Regions from separate parts of the Homo sapiens genome. Here all the other regions are linked to region 2. Evidence: chromatin contacts called from ENCODE Hi-C or POLR2A ChIA-PET data. All regions are on one chromosome and are shown on one strand. The core of a region is the stretch at or near the end of the contact, and the rest is flanking DNA. Distances in the headings are between cores, read along the strand shown.

What was found. A loop is a pair of places that touch in the nucleus more often than their neighbours do. ChIA-PET counts read pairs that join two places held with the same protein, here RNA polymerase II (POLR2A). Pooled maps may share reads with other maps.
Region 1: a map with no recorded cell type shows a loop between it and region 2 (11-fold over the local background). The contact joins the promoter of DDR1 here to the promoter of TCF19 in region 2. A Hi-C loop is called at or near these places in 1 of 37 single-sample maps with no recorded cell type and 3 of 50 pooled maps. POLR2A ChIA-PET finds 5 or more read pairs at or near these places in 1 of 52 experiments (K562).
Region 3: a loop to region 2 is called in a pooled map, with 2.8 times the contacts of the local background. The contact joins the promoter of LINC01149 here to the promoter of TCF19 in region 2. A Hi-C loop is called at or near these places in 5 of 50 pooled maps. POLR2A ChIA-PET finds 5 or more read pairs at or near these places in 3 of 52 experiments (B cell, OCI-LY7 and activated B cell).

What each region holds. Positions count from the first base shown.
Region 1 is chr6:30,882,798-30,887,052 of GRCh38, forward strand. It overlaps DDR1 (discoidin domain receptor tyrosine kinase 1), which reads left to right and starts at 1,722. Exons shown (of 18, transcript NM_001297654.2): 1 at 1,722-1,913. RefSeq lists enhancers at 1,257-2,030, 2,100-2,607, 3,623-4,129.
Region 2 is chr6:31,156,275-31,160,602 of GRCh38, forward strand. TCF19 (transcription factor 19) reads left to right here and starts at 2,315. Exons shown (of 4, transcript NM_007109.3): 1 at 2,315-2,448; 2 at 2,623-3,433. The coding sequence starts at 3,196. CCHCR1 (coiled-coil alpha-helical rod protein 1) reads right to left here and starts at 1,528. Exons shown (of 18, transcript NM_001105564.2): 1 at 1,111-1,528; 2 at 749-815; 3 at 457-670. The coding sequence starts at 1,326. RefSeq lists enhancers at 1-35, 769-1,269, 1,270-1,770 and a silencer at 2,994-3,177.
Region 3 is chr6:31,440,292-31,444,496 of GRCh38, forward strand. LINC01149 (long intergenic non-protein coding RNA 1149) reads left to right here and starts at 1,376. Exons shown (of 2, transcript NR_144465.1): 1 at 1,376-2,020.

The DNA.
Region 1 (4,255 bases), core at 472-2,971, 270 kb before region 2:
GTATGACGGGCTGTAGCTTGCCTGGCAGGCCTGTTGGGGCTTTCCCAGAGCACAGCTCCTGGAAGGAGGGGCTGTGGGCTGCCAGGTGAGGTGACTTGGGAAGCCTTGGCCCCACCCCCAGGCTGGCCCCACCCCCAGTCCAGCGTCTCCTGGGCCTAGATTCCCCAGCTGCTGTTCTCTGGAGGGGTAGGTGTTCTGGGGGAATGAATCCCTGGGGGCTTGGTGGGACAGGAAGGCGGGAAGAAGCTGCTCTTCGAGTGACCCTGGGGCTGTCTGTTAGCAGGTCCCTCAGCCGTTGGAACGTCCTTGGGCTTCTGAACTAGTGCCCATGTGTGCCTCGGCCTTTCCCAAGGGCCAGCTTCTTCCTGGTAGTGCTTTTGTGTACTTGTCTGGTTGGGACTTCGTGTTTCTTTCTTGGGATTGTTGTCTGGGACTGCAAGCAGGGTATGTTTTTATCTACTGTGAGGTTCCTGGGGCGGAGATGTGCAGTGGAGCGAGAACTTCCTGTGACCGTGACATTGTCTAGGTGGTGAGCAGGTGTGGGGGTGTGGAGAGAGGTGAGGGGCTGAGGTAGTGCTGAGTGGGGAAAAAGCACCTCCCACCACAAGCTGTTCTGTCCCGCTCCATCCTCTGCCCAGTAGCTCTCTCAGTTGCTTTGCCTACTCAGTCTCACTGTTTCATCTTCCCTGGGTCTCTTGGTCCCCTTCCTTTTGACTGTGTGTGATTTTCAGTGTGCCTCCATCCTTCTCCTGCTCCTCTTCTTCCTCCTCCCGACCACTCAACTTTGTCCTGGCCTCATTTTTGGCCTCTTCTGGCCAGTGATCAGACCCTCTGGCCCACTACGGCCAGAGCTGGCTGGGCCTGAGGGAGGCTTGCCCTGAGGACTCCTGAGTCCCCCTCCCACTCCACTCCGTTGGGAGCCCAGGGGAATCAGGGCCTGGGCGTCTGGACCCCCGGGTCCCTTAGAACGCCCTTCAGAGAGAGGAACTGAGAGGAGAAGGAGAAGAGAGTGGGCCCGCCTTCAGGGTCTGGGGCCTTCCAGGTTGGGTCGTAGGGGCGGGAGCGCACAGGCTGCGAGAGAGGAGCAAAGGTTGGTGGAGGGAGAAGAGCAGTCTGGGGCCTGGCTGGACAGGTGAGCCCTGAGACCTGAGCTCTGCTCCCTTCTCTGGGCTAACTCCCGCAGCTGGGCTGGGCCGAGCCTGTGGGAACCTGCTTCTTCCTCTGTGCCCTGGGGCTGCTCCCCTTTGCCTCTCCCACCAGGAACCGATCCCAGAAGTAGGAGGGGCGTCTTCCCCTCGTGGGCCCTGAGCGGGACTGCAGCCAGCCCCCTGGGGCGCCAGCTTTGGAGGTTCTCGTTTGGGGAAGCGGGGGTGGGCTGCGAGTGGGTGGAGGGGGCTGGGCGCGGAGCCGGCCGGAGGCAGCGGCGCGGGCGGCTGGGCGGCCTGGGAGCGCCCAGGCGGGCTTGGCGGGCGGGTTACCTGGGGGAGGCCGGGCCGGGCGCTAGCGCGCGGGGTGGGCGTGGCGGGCGCGGGGCCTGGAGCTCGGCGCCGGGCGTGGGAGCCACTGGGACTACTGGGTCCGGGAGGGGGAAGGGAGGGCTGCGAGCCCGAACGCGCGGCGAGAAGGCCGAGGGGAGGGAGGGGAGCGAGGAGCGGGAGGAGGAAGGGAGGGAGCCGAGGCGAGGGGGAGGCGGCGCCTGGGCCCGAGCCGCCCCAGCCCTGGCTCCTCTCCCCGGAACAGGCCCCCGACAGCTGCTCTCGGGAGCCGCCTCCCGACACCCGAGCCCCGCCGGCGCCTCCCGCTCCCGGCTCCCGGCTCCTGGCTCCCTCCGCCTCCCCCGCCCCTCGCCCCGCCGCCGAAGAGGCCCCGCTCCCGGGTCGGACGCCTGGGTCTGCCGGGAAGAGCGATGAGAGGTAGGGAGAGCGGCGGCGGAACCCGCGGGCGGAGGCCTGGGGCTCTTGGGGTGGGGGCGCGCGGCGGCGCCTGCAGGGCGAGGGGCGGGGGAGGCAGGACGTCCCGAGCCATGCTTGGTCGTCCAGCTCTTCTAAGCCTCCCTGCCCGCCTCCCCGATGCTCTGGCATACCGTCTGAAAACCGGGGGCGGGGACTGGGTGGAGGTGAAGCCCGTGACCTCCCAGAAAGAGTTTTGAGCCTCCAGCCTTGAGGCAAGTCCCCTCTCACTCAGTGCGGAGGAACTGAGCCCCGGGAGGAGGTGCTCCTGTGCAGCCCCACTGAGTCAGCTCATCTATCGCCTGCCCTCCACCTGGCCAGTCCCTGCGGGCATCTAACTGCTAAGCCTCCGCTCAGCCAACACCCAGTTGGTCAGTCTGGTCACAGTCCAGCAAAAAGAGGGACTGCCACTCTAACCCACCAGTGACACCACTCTTCCCGGCTGGATGGTCAATTAGCTCTGGCATGAGAGAATGTCACTGCCGGTGAGCGCCAGCTTCAGGGTCCCACCCCCCCATGCCTGGCTCTTGGCTGAACATTTCTTCCCAGCGCTTCCAGCAGCCAGAGGCAGGCGCCCAAGCTCGCTGGCTGTTGCTGAGGGCCTGTAGGTGTGTCCAGGACTGAGTGGTGTGGTGGAGACAGGTGAAAGGGGAGTGAGTGGAAAGGCAGGGAAAGGCTGTTGTCCTTATTGCCACTCTTCCCACCCAGCGCCCACCTGTTCCCTGCCCCCTCGACGTCCCTCTGGCTTGGTCACCCATGTGTGTTAGAGGCTGGGCCCCAGTTCTCTGGGGATCCTGTGCCCAAGGGCCCGGGTGTGTGTGTCTCATGCTGTCTTTTGGTCACAGGAGCATGTGGTGTCTGTCATTTCATGTTCACAGGTGTCTGAAGGTGGCTATTCACTGAGCGATGGGGTTGGACTTGAAGGAATGCCAAGGTGTGGACGGGTTGATGTATGCATGAGCTTCTGTGTTTGCTCTGTCTCAGAAACTCTGTGAGGGTTGTCAGGGACACTGAGAGGTGGGTGTGTGCATGCCACATTTAGCCTCGCTGTTTACAGCCAGTTCAGTAAGTTTGTGTGTTTCACCGTGTGTGTGTGTACAGAGCTGTGTGGGTGTTGTCTGAGTGGGACTTGGGGGTTGGGAGAGGAGCGTGAAGGGCTTGAGGCAGGGTGGCCTGGCCCCTGGTTTGTCTTTGGTTGTAATGGAGTGGAAGGGGGTGGGATTGGGGAAGGTCTTCTGGGCTTGTCCTCTCTTGCCCTCTGGGTCTCTGACTGTGGACTGAAGACCCAGTGGAGAGAGATGAGGTGACTGGGGGTGTTGGAGAACAGACAGCCCAGACGTCTCTGTGCTTCTCCGTGTTCCTCTGCTTGGCTCTGTGCCCCGTGTTTCTGAGCCTGCTCTATTTACCTCTTGCATTGTGGCTCTCGCTCTGTCTCCGCCTGCCTCGTATCCTCTGCCTGCCTTTGTATCTCTGCCCCGGGCTCCTCTCGGCTCTGTGTGGCTCTGATGACTCATCTGGGATAGGCATGAAGGTTACTTAGGGGAACAAGAGCCCCGCTGTTCCCGAGAGAGGTGGGGTTGGAGAGCGGCACCCAGGAATTCCAAGCCAGTCTCCTGGGACTCTGGCAGCCTGCTCCCCGGCGCTGGACCCTAAGGGACCAGGCGTGATGCCTTCTGGTTCTAGCCTCTGAGTGCCCCCCACAACTCAGTCGTCCCCCTCAGCTGCTGCTTCAGAGCTCTGGGGTCTCAGCTGCCTCTTACATTCCTGCCCTAGTGCATTGTGGGAGCAGCTGGAGGAGGACAAAGGGATGGGGGAGTATCCCCCACTCCTCCTACCTCCTGGGGTGACCTGCCTTCCTTGTCTTTAGACCCGCCCTCGTCTCCAAGGCAACTCAGCCTTTCCTCAGTCCCTCAGAGGCAGCCACCTTCTGGAAGTGGGAACTGGGGGGACTGGATGTCTGGGTCTCAGGAAGGCAGAGCAGGGATAACTGGGCCCAAGATGCCCTGAACCTGATAAGAGGTGGCAGTCGAGTCCCTCAGGACTCCAGGGCCTGGAGACTTCAGTACAGGGCTCTGAGACCAGTACAGGTTAGGATAGCTTTTCCTGCAGCAGGGGAGGGGAGAGTAGTTACTTGGGTTTGTAAGGAGATGCCATTTAGAATAGTTTTATGTGGGGTAAGCTTCCTGGGCCTGAGGAACAGAGTAGGGATTTTCAAACTTTAATGGGCACAGGTCACCTGGGAATTGTGTTAAAAGGCAGATTTTGATTGAGCAGGTCAAGGGTGAGCCTGAGATTCTGATTTCTTC
Region 2 (4,328 bases), core at 1,065-3,564:
ACATCTGGGAAAAGACACATGAAACAAGAATAAGAATGTTTACAGATAATACGACAGCATGGCCAGCTCCCACAGCATGTCCTCTGTAAAGGCTTTCTTCCATCAGAATGAACCCACACTGCCACAGTGCTGGGTCTCTACCTCTAGTTTGCACTTCTTCATCTTGCCTCATACCATGCTTTACCATCAGCTGGTGGTCAATCTATCTCCCCTCTTAGGATTTTAGATTCCTTATTAATTACAAATTTAAGTCAGGATTTGTCTTATTCACTATTGTTATCCTCATCCCTAGCACTTAGCACACTGCTTTATTATTTATGCACTGTAGGAACTAATTGCTTACATAAAAATGAGTACGTTCTGGAAACTAGGGCCGAAATAGGGTAAGGAGTTTATTCCAGTGAGGAAGGGTCACTAGCAAGCAAGCCTGAGAAAACGGCGTGGATGGATCCCTACCTGCCTCTCCGCCCTGGCTCCTGCCTGTCACTGGAAACATCCCGTTCCCACATGGTCACTTGAGGTCTCTGGGTGTCTAGCCGCCTCTCTGAGACATCTTGATGGCCTGGGGGTTGGACCAGGGGAATGTCTGAGAGCCAGGTGGGAGCCATTCTTGGCAGAGTTGAAAGGGGCCGAGCTTGAAAGTGGGAGGGGGGAATCAGCCCAGTGGAACCTGAAGAATTACAAAAACAAAGATGGTCAGTTTCCCAGGCAGAGACAACCACCACTCCCCTTGTCTGGTCCCACTGACCTGAAGGTGGAAACATCTCCACATTATTTGAAGGCTCTAGATTCTGTCTCCAGCCATCTATGTTCCCCTGGACAAGAGGAGAAACAAAGACACTCCAATTCAATTTTCAGGCCACCTTCCAAAGAGAAAGCCCCTACAATAACAAAGTCATAATCCTTGAATTATAGCCAGGTCCACCCGATGCTTAGCTCTTTTCCTACTTCCCCAAAGTAGGAGATACCCCAAATTCACTTGCTTGTCTCAACCTGGTTCCTCATGGAACCCAAGCAACTATCAAGTGGAGAGAATTTACTGAAAGAGACAGACTGAGAGGGGCTCTGAGGCTTTACTCATACTTTCAGGATTCTGGGCAGTGCCTCTACCCTCCTCCTTAAGTTTCTATGGTCCCTGCTGCTCCTGGCCAGAGGTGAGAAAGGAGGTACACAGTGCAGGGGTCTTGAGCGCCATCTCCAGAGTTCTCTCCATGGCTCAGCAAGGCCTGAGGGAAGCCCATCCAGACACCAGCAGGCCATGACTCTTGGGTCCTTCCCTGTTAAAGTGCTGGCCCAAGGCCTGGCCCCAGCTGAATGTGGCCACATGCAGGGCTAGACCCTCCCCAAGACCTTGGGAATCCAGGCCGCCTAGATCCCCAGGCAGAAAAGCCAGCGTCCTGACATCTTATTCAAATCTTTCCTGCGGCTGTTCTCTCAGCTTCTCTCTACTATCCCCTTAGCTTCCATGCCTGCTGCCCGCCTCCTCTTTCTCGAGTCCTAACACATAGTGGGCACTTTAAGATCTTCCTCCCACCCTCCCACCCTCATTAATCTATTTTTTACCCGAATCTGGGATCCCTACTCCCGTCCCTTTTTACAACCTAATCTACCTTTTTCTGAAGGAATTATTCTGGTCCTGACCCTCACCCCCATCTCTCAATAGCCTGCCCTCGCCCCCTGTACGCTAGCCGGCTCTACTCTCCCACCACTGCTCCCCTAGATACCCGAGGCTTCACCCAGTTAGCCCGTGAGCTCTAAGGCTGTTCTGATCTCTTCATCTGTCCCTTCACCTGGCCCCTGTACCCCCTTCCCCTTTGGACCCCTTGAACCCTCCCAGGACCCCCGCTCAGCCCCTTCCCGCCCCCAACCGACTCTTCCCGAACGTCCCTTACCAACCGCGAGAGCCCCCTACTGCGCTTTGGCCACACCCCCTACGCCTCGCTCCCGGCCCCGCCTCTGCCCCTGACCGCGCCTGCGCAAGGCGGGCGCCCTAAAGTCCTATTTCACTCTGTTGGGAGGAGGGGGAAAGGTGTACGCAGGCGCAGTGGCGTCTAAATTTGGGCCCACTAAATGCGTCGGAGCATCTCCGCGCCCAGGCGGCTCCTCCTCACTGCGGCAACCCGGGAAAACTTGTGAACTAATCAGAAAAAGTGGAAGGCGGGAGATCTTGGGGCGCTGTCCAATGGCGCGGAAGAGAACACATGAGCTGGCCAATCGGGAACGGCACGGGGGCGGGCTCGCTCGGCGCGAAGTTCGGGCCCGGGAATTCCGAAGGAGGGGTAGGCGCTGCCCGCGCGCAGAGGCCGCGCCCCTCCTGGCCCCGGCTTCTTGGCTGTCAAACAGATGCAGCAACGTCGGCTCCTGCCGAGGAGCCCAAGGGGTCCCGGGATCCGCCGCACAGGCTGGCACTGCTTGAAGAGGAGGCTACTCGGAGACTGCGCCGCGCGGGTAGATCCGAAACGGGGCTGGGGCGGAGTGGGAAAAGGCCGGGTATGCCTTGCATGATCGCGGGGAGCTCCTTCCTGTTTTTATCCCACCTAGAGAAGCCGGGAAGTAGGGGTTTAGGTCCAATTTGTTGGAGTACTTAAGGACTCGTTTGCACTTTCTTTTGGGGGATGACAGTGGATTCATTGCCCTCGGAGGTTCAACCAGTTATGAGTGAGGGATTGGCCAGAAGATCGGGGCGCAGGCAAGCAGGAGTGCTCTATTAGGATAAGCAAGTTTGACAGGAAGAAGCTACTCTTCTCCGAATTACACAGAGGTGATGTGTTCGTATTGCACGTAGACGTGTGTATAACAGGACCTCCTTCCCCGCGCCCCGCCACCCCGACACACACAGGAGCTGCCTAAAGTATCCTTGCCTTGCAGATTGGAGGCTCCCCAAATATTTTGCGATCTGAGGATCCAGCTCAAGTGAGGTGCCATAGGACGTGTTCCTGAGTTTGCATTGCACGGAGACCTTCCTGGAATTTTTCATTTGCAAGTCGGCTTAACCAATTTTGCATTGAGTCCTAGGCTGCTTGCACTCTGAATTTGGGCTATTCAGGTAGTGTGCTCAAAGTTGAAACCGCATACAGCACAACTCAAGTTTGCATCAGACTGGGAAGCGAACTTAAGCCAGCGGTGCGTGGCCCAGGAGTGGGAAAGGAAATGGATGCCTGAAGTGGAAGAGGTGGTGCAGAGGGGGCACCGCCCATGCTGCCCTGCTTCCAACTGCTGCGCATAGGGGGCGGCAGGGGCGGTGATCTCTACACCTTCCACCCCCCCGCCGGGGCTGGCTGCACCTATCGCTTGGGCCACAGGGCCGACCTGTGTGATGTGGCCCTGCGGCCCCAGCAGGAGCCTGGCCTCATCTCTGGGATCCACGCCGAACTGCATGCCGAGCCCCGGGGTGATGACTGGAGGGTCAGCCTGGAAGACCACAGCAGCCAAGGTGAGCATTAAGCAGGGCAGCTTTGCCCCTGGGTGGTTGAAGCGCCAGGCTGGAATGAGTAAGGTCTCCACAAGACCCTGCTGCCTGCCTCCCATACTCCCATCAGATTGGATGGATGGTCGTGGTCCAGACCTTCATCTTCCCACCAGAAGTGTGCACAGTCAGAAGCTCTCTGCCAGACTGACCCTTTTTGGTCCCGTTTAGCTCATACAGGACCTGGGATATCATCAGAAAGATATCACAGTGGGGATGTTCTGAGGCCACTAGAGGCCAAGTTTAGACTTGATTCAGTTTCCAGCTTTGCTGAGGCACTCTGTTCCTGGGTTAGGGCAGTTCTATGTTGAATAATGTTTTTAATAATCTGGGCATGTCTTTCTCCGTGACTTGAGGCAGTTAGCCTCAGAAAGCCTAGATTCACATTTGAGTTTTGCCACTGCCTCTTGGTAAAGTCAGCTGTAGGAGTGTTATGGTTATTAGACTATAGTAGCCAACATTCATCTAGTGCTTACTGTTATGAGCCAGGCCCTATTTTAAGTGTATTGAATGTAGGTGGTACTAATATTATCCTCATTTACAGTAAAGGAAAATGAGGCACAAAGAGGTTAAGGAACTTGTCCAGGGCTGGGCATGGTGGTTTACACCTATAATCCAGCACTTTGGGAGGCTAAGGCAGGGTGGATCACTTGAGCTCAGGAGTTCGAGACCAGCCTGGGCAACATGGTGAAAACCTGTCTCTACCAAAAAATTAATTAATTTTTTTAAAAAAGCCTGGGCACGGTGGCTCACGCCTGTAATCCCAGCACTTTGGGAGGCCGAGATGGGCAGATCACGAGGTCAGGAGTTCGAGACCATCCTGACCAACATGTTGAAACCCCATCTGTGCTGAAAAAAAAAT
Region 3 (4,205 bases), core at 126-2,625, 280 kb after region 2:
GCCGGGAACTTCTCCCAGTAACCAGAAAGAAGAGCCTCAGGGAGATGAGGATGTCTCACAGCCAGGGACGGGACAGTAAAGGGCCCCATGTGAGTGCATCACAGGGATCTGTTCCTGTTTAGACTCCAATGCTCAGTACCCAGTGCAGAACATGGCAAGACTTCAGCAAATACATCAGTCAGCTGGATGAAGGAGGCAGGTGTGAGCCAGCAAAAAAAAGCTTGTGATTTTATTGGAGCATGAATTTAAAAGTGTTGATGTGGCTGGGCGCGGTGGCTCATGCCTGTAATCCCAGCACTTTGGGAGGCCGAGGTGGGTGGATCACGAGGTCAGGAGTACGAGACCAGCTTGACCAACATGGTAAAACCCCATCTCTACTAAAAATACAAAAATTAGCCGGGCATGGTGGCAGACGCCTGTAATCCCAGCTACTTGGGAAGCTGAGGCAGAGAATTGCTTGAACCCAGGAGGCGGAGATTGCAGTGAGCTGAGATCATGCCACTGCACTCCAGCCTGGGTGACAGAGCGAGACTCCATCTCAAAAAAAAAAAAGTGTTGATGTACCTACCTTGCAAGGAGGTAGATAGGTAGACAGAAGCATGGATAGATGGATGGATATTCTTTTTCTGTGTTTTTCTATTTCTGTTCTTTCTCTGTGTTTTGTCTCTTTCTCTTGCTCTGTCTGTATCTTCCACTGTTCCTTCATAATCATGTCTTAGCCATCATCAGTGACATCTTTTATCTGGTCTTATAAGATCTTGTCTGTCTGTTGTATTAGTAGCCACAGGACAGAAAAAGGAAAGGAGTCGTGAAAAACAAGATAAGGAAAAAGATGCTCCTGACATGGGGCATCGGGAGGATGTGTGGCCCTGAGGCTCCCGGGAGACAGGGGCTGCGCCTCACTGCAGAGTCCATCCTGCTGAACACAGAGGGGAAAAGCGCCCTGACAGCCCCGTCCGTGCTGCTCAGAAAAGACGGCTCCGTCTCCAGATCCTTCTCTCTATGTCCTTCAGTCTTGGCTCTCTAGGTACAATTTACTGCTATGAAAAGGGATTTGAGAATTCCCAGAGGAGGCTTTCAGCCTCTTTGCATGGCTCTTTCTGGCCTTTCAAAAGCGCCAGAGACATCAGAAATGAAATCGTACACACTTATTCGGAGTTTTCCACAATCATTGAAATTTCTGTGAGTGCCAAAGTTAAGTTTTTGGCAACCCCGTCAAAGCCGGGTGTGCCCAGGACAGTCAACTCAGGCGCTGGACTCTCATTCTGGTTGGATTTTATGACAGCCGTATTCGCCATAAGAATTCTAGAGCCAGACCTTGTTACTTCACAATTGCCTCACGTTGCAGGACAAGCAAATCTAGCCTGAGTCCTGTGGATTCCAGGGCTGCTCAGGAGACGCCTCCATCCTGGCGTGGATGACCTCAGGATCAGCCCCGTCTGCCCCACTCAGCCCGCAGCCTGGTCCCCGAAAGCGCTCAGTCAGAATCCGAGAGCACTGTGGCGGCGCCCCCGTGTGGCCACAGGACTGAAGACAGAGGACCCCGCTCCCCTTTCTCCCCAGCCAGGACGTCCCAGGCTCTCCCCCTGTTCCCCGCACCTGGACGGGACTCTGCACAGAAGAGAGTCTCCCGGTCTCGTGTCAGGCTCTGAGTTCATCCAGCTTCCCAAAATCCATGTTGATATGAACGTTTTCTCCCACAACTGATTGACTGGACTTTTGTCTCAGGGCAGAGGGAGGCCTCCAGACCAAAACAGCAGGATCAGGTCTGGAGCTGACTCAACCCCAAACCCTTGCTAATGCACGACCCAGTCCCCCAGCCTCCAGGATGGGACCTTGGCCTCCTGTCCCCTCCCTTGTTCCTGCCACTGCTCCTGCAGGTGGAGGCTGCTCATCCCAGGAATCAGTCTGTGAGCTCCAACCTTGGGGCCTCGGTCCAGGAAGGAGGGAGGCTCCAGAGAGCAGAAGGGAGATGAAATGGATCATAAGAGAAGAAGGAATCATACCAAACACTGGAACTGTAGGTCAATTAAACCTTTTTCTTTATAAGGGGGGGGGAGGAAGAGGAGGAGGAAAAAGGAGGAGGGTGAAAGGAGTCAGGGAGGAGAGAAAAGTGGGAAGTGTTTCTTTAGAAGGGGTGTGTGTGTGTGTGTGTGTGTGTGTGTGTGTGTGTAGGTGTGTGTAAAGCAGGAGGGAGTTCCTAGGATCCTGAAGAAAAGAGAGTGAAGGACAGGGGCTAAGGGGCCCAGCCCTGGTAGGTTGAGGGCCCCACTTTCTGTGCTCGGGCCTTACTGTCCTAGCAGAGTCCAGCCCCGGGAAGCCTGGGGTCACAGCACTCGGCTTGCTGGATGGCTGCCTCTTCATTGTCTTTGACAGCAGGAGCTACCTTGCCAGGCCCAGTGGCCACAGGGTCACAGGCAGAGAGCAGGTCCCTCTGCTGGCAGCCAAGGAGATGCTCTTGGAGGATACGTGCACAACTTAGCTGGGAGTCTGAAGATGGTGGTGGGTTACAAAGAGCTCAGCGATGAGCCTGGCCCAAGATTCTGACCCCTTGCCCTGGATCCTGAGGGTTCCACCCTTCCCTATTCCCAACAGGTCTCAAGAATTCTTCTGTTAGTCTCCTGCCCTCTTGGGACAGCCCCGCACTTCCCTCACTTTGATACCCTGGTACCCAGGCATCTGCCTCCTTCATTCTCCTCCAGCTACCCAAGCACCCCCAGGCCCTGCTCTCTGCCAACCCTGATCCCTGAACTCCAGCACTTTCCAAACCCACCCCCGAATTGCTGGATAATATAGTGGTTCTATTTTTAGATTTTTTAAAACTCTCCATACTGTCTTCTATAGTGGCTGTACTAATTTAAATTCCTATCAACAGCGTACAAGAGTTCCCTTTTCTCCACATCACCAGCATCTGTTATTTTATTTTATTTTATTTATTTTATTTTTGTCTTTTCAGTTGTGGCTATTCTATCTGGGGTAAGATGACATCTCATTGTGGTTTTGATTTGCATTTCCCTAATGATTAGTGATGTTGAACATTTTTTTATGTATCTGTTGGCCATTTATATTCTTCTTCTGAAAAATATTTATTCATGCCCTTTGCCCACTTTTTAATAAGATTGTTTGGTTTTTTAATTCTTGAGTTGTTTGAGTTTCTTATAGTATTCTGGATATTAGTCCCTTGTCAGATAAATTGTTTGAAAATGTTTTCTCCTGTTCAGCAGATTGTCTCTTCACTCTGTCAATTGTTTTATTTGCTATGCAGAAGCTTTTTTAGTTATTATAGTCCTATTTGTCTGGTTTTATTTGTGTTTTCTATATTTTTGAAGTCTTAGCCATAAAACCTTTGCCCGGACCACTGGCCTAGAATGTTTCCCCTGTTTTCTTCCAGTTGTTTTATAGTTTCAGGTCTTTCATTTTATTTAAGTCAACTTGAGTTGATTTTTAATAGGGTGAGAGATAAGAATCTAATTTCATTCTTCTGCATACGGGATATCCATTTTCCCAGCCCTTTTACTGAAGAGGGTGTCCTTTTCCCAAATGTGTGTTCTTGGCACCTTTGTTAAAAGTCAGTTGGCTGTAAATATATGGATTTATTTCTGCATTCTCTATTATGTTCCATTGATTGGCATGTCTGTTTTTATATCAATACCATTCTGTTTTGGATACTATAGCCTTGTAATGTATTTTAAAGTCAAGTAGTGTGATGGCCCTAGCTTTGTTCTTTTTGCTCAGGATTTCTTTGGCTATTTGGACTTTTTAAAAATGTTTTGGGTCCATAGAAATATTAGAATTATTTTTTCTAATTCTGTGGAAAAATAACCTTGGTATTTTTGTTGGAATTCCCTTGAATCTTTAGATTGCTTTGGGAACTATGGTCATTTTACTAATATTAATTCTTCTGATTCATGAGCATGGAATATCTTTCCATTTGTTTGTGTCCTCTTCTTTCTTTCATCAGTGTTGTATAGATTTATTTTTAAGAGATCTTTGACTTCCTTGCATAAACTTATTCCTAGGCATTTTTTTCTAGTTATCGTAAATGGAATTGCTTTTTTGATTTCTTTCTCAGCTACTTCATTAATAATGTATAGACATTATACTGATTTTTGTATGTTGATTTTGCATCCCACAACTCTACTGAATTTACTTATCATATCTAATAGTTCTTTGATGGAGTCTTCAGATTTTTCTAGAAATAGGAT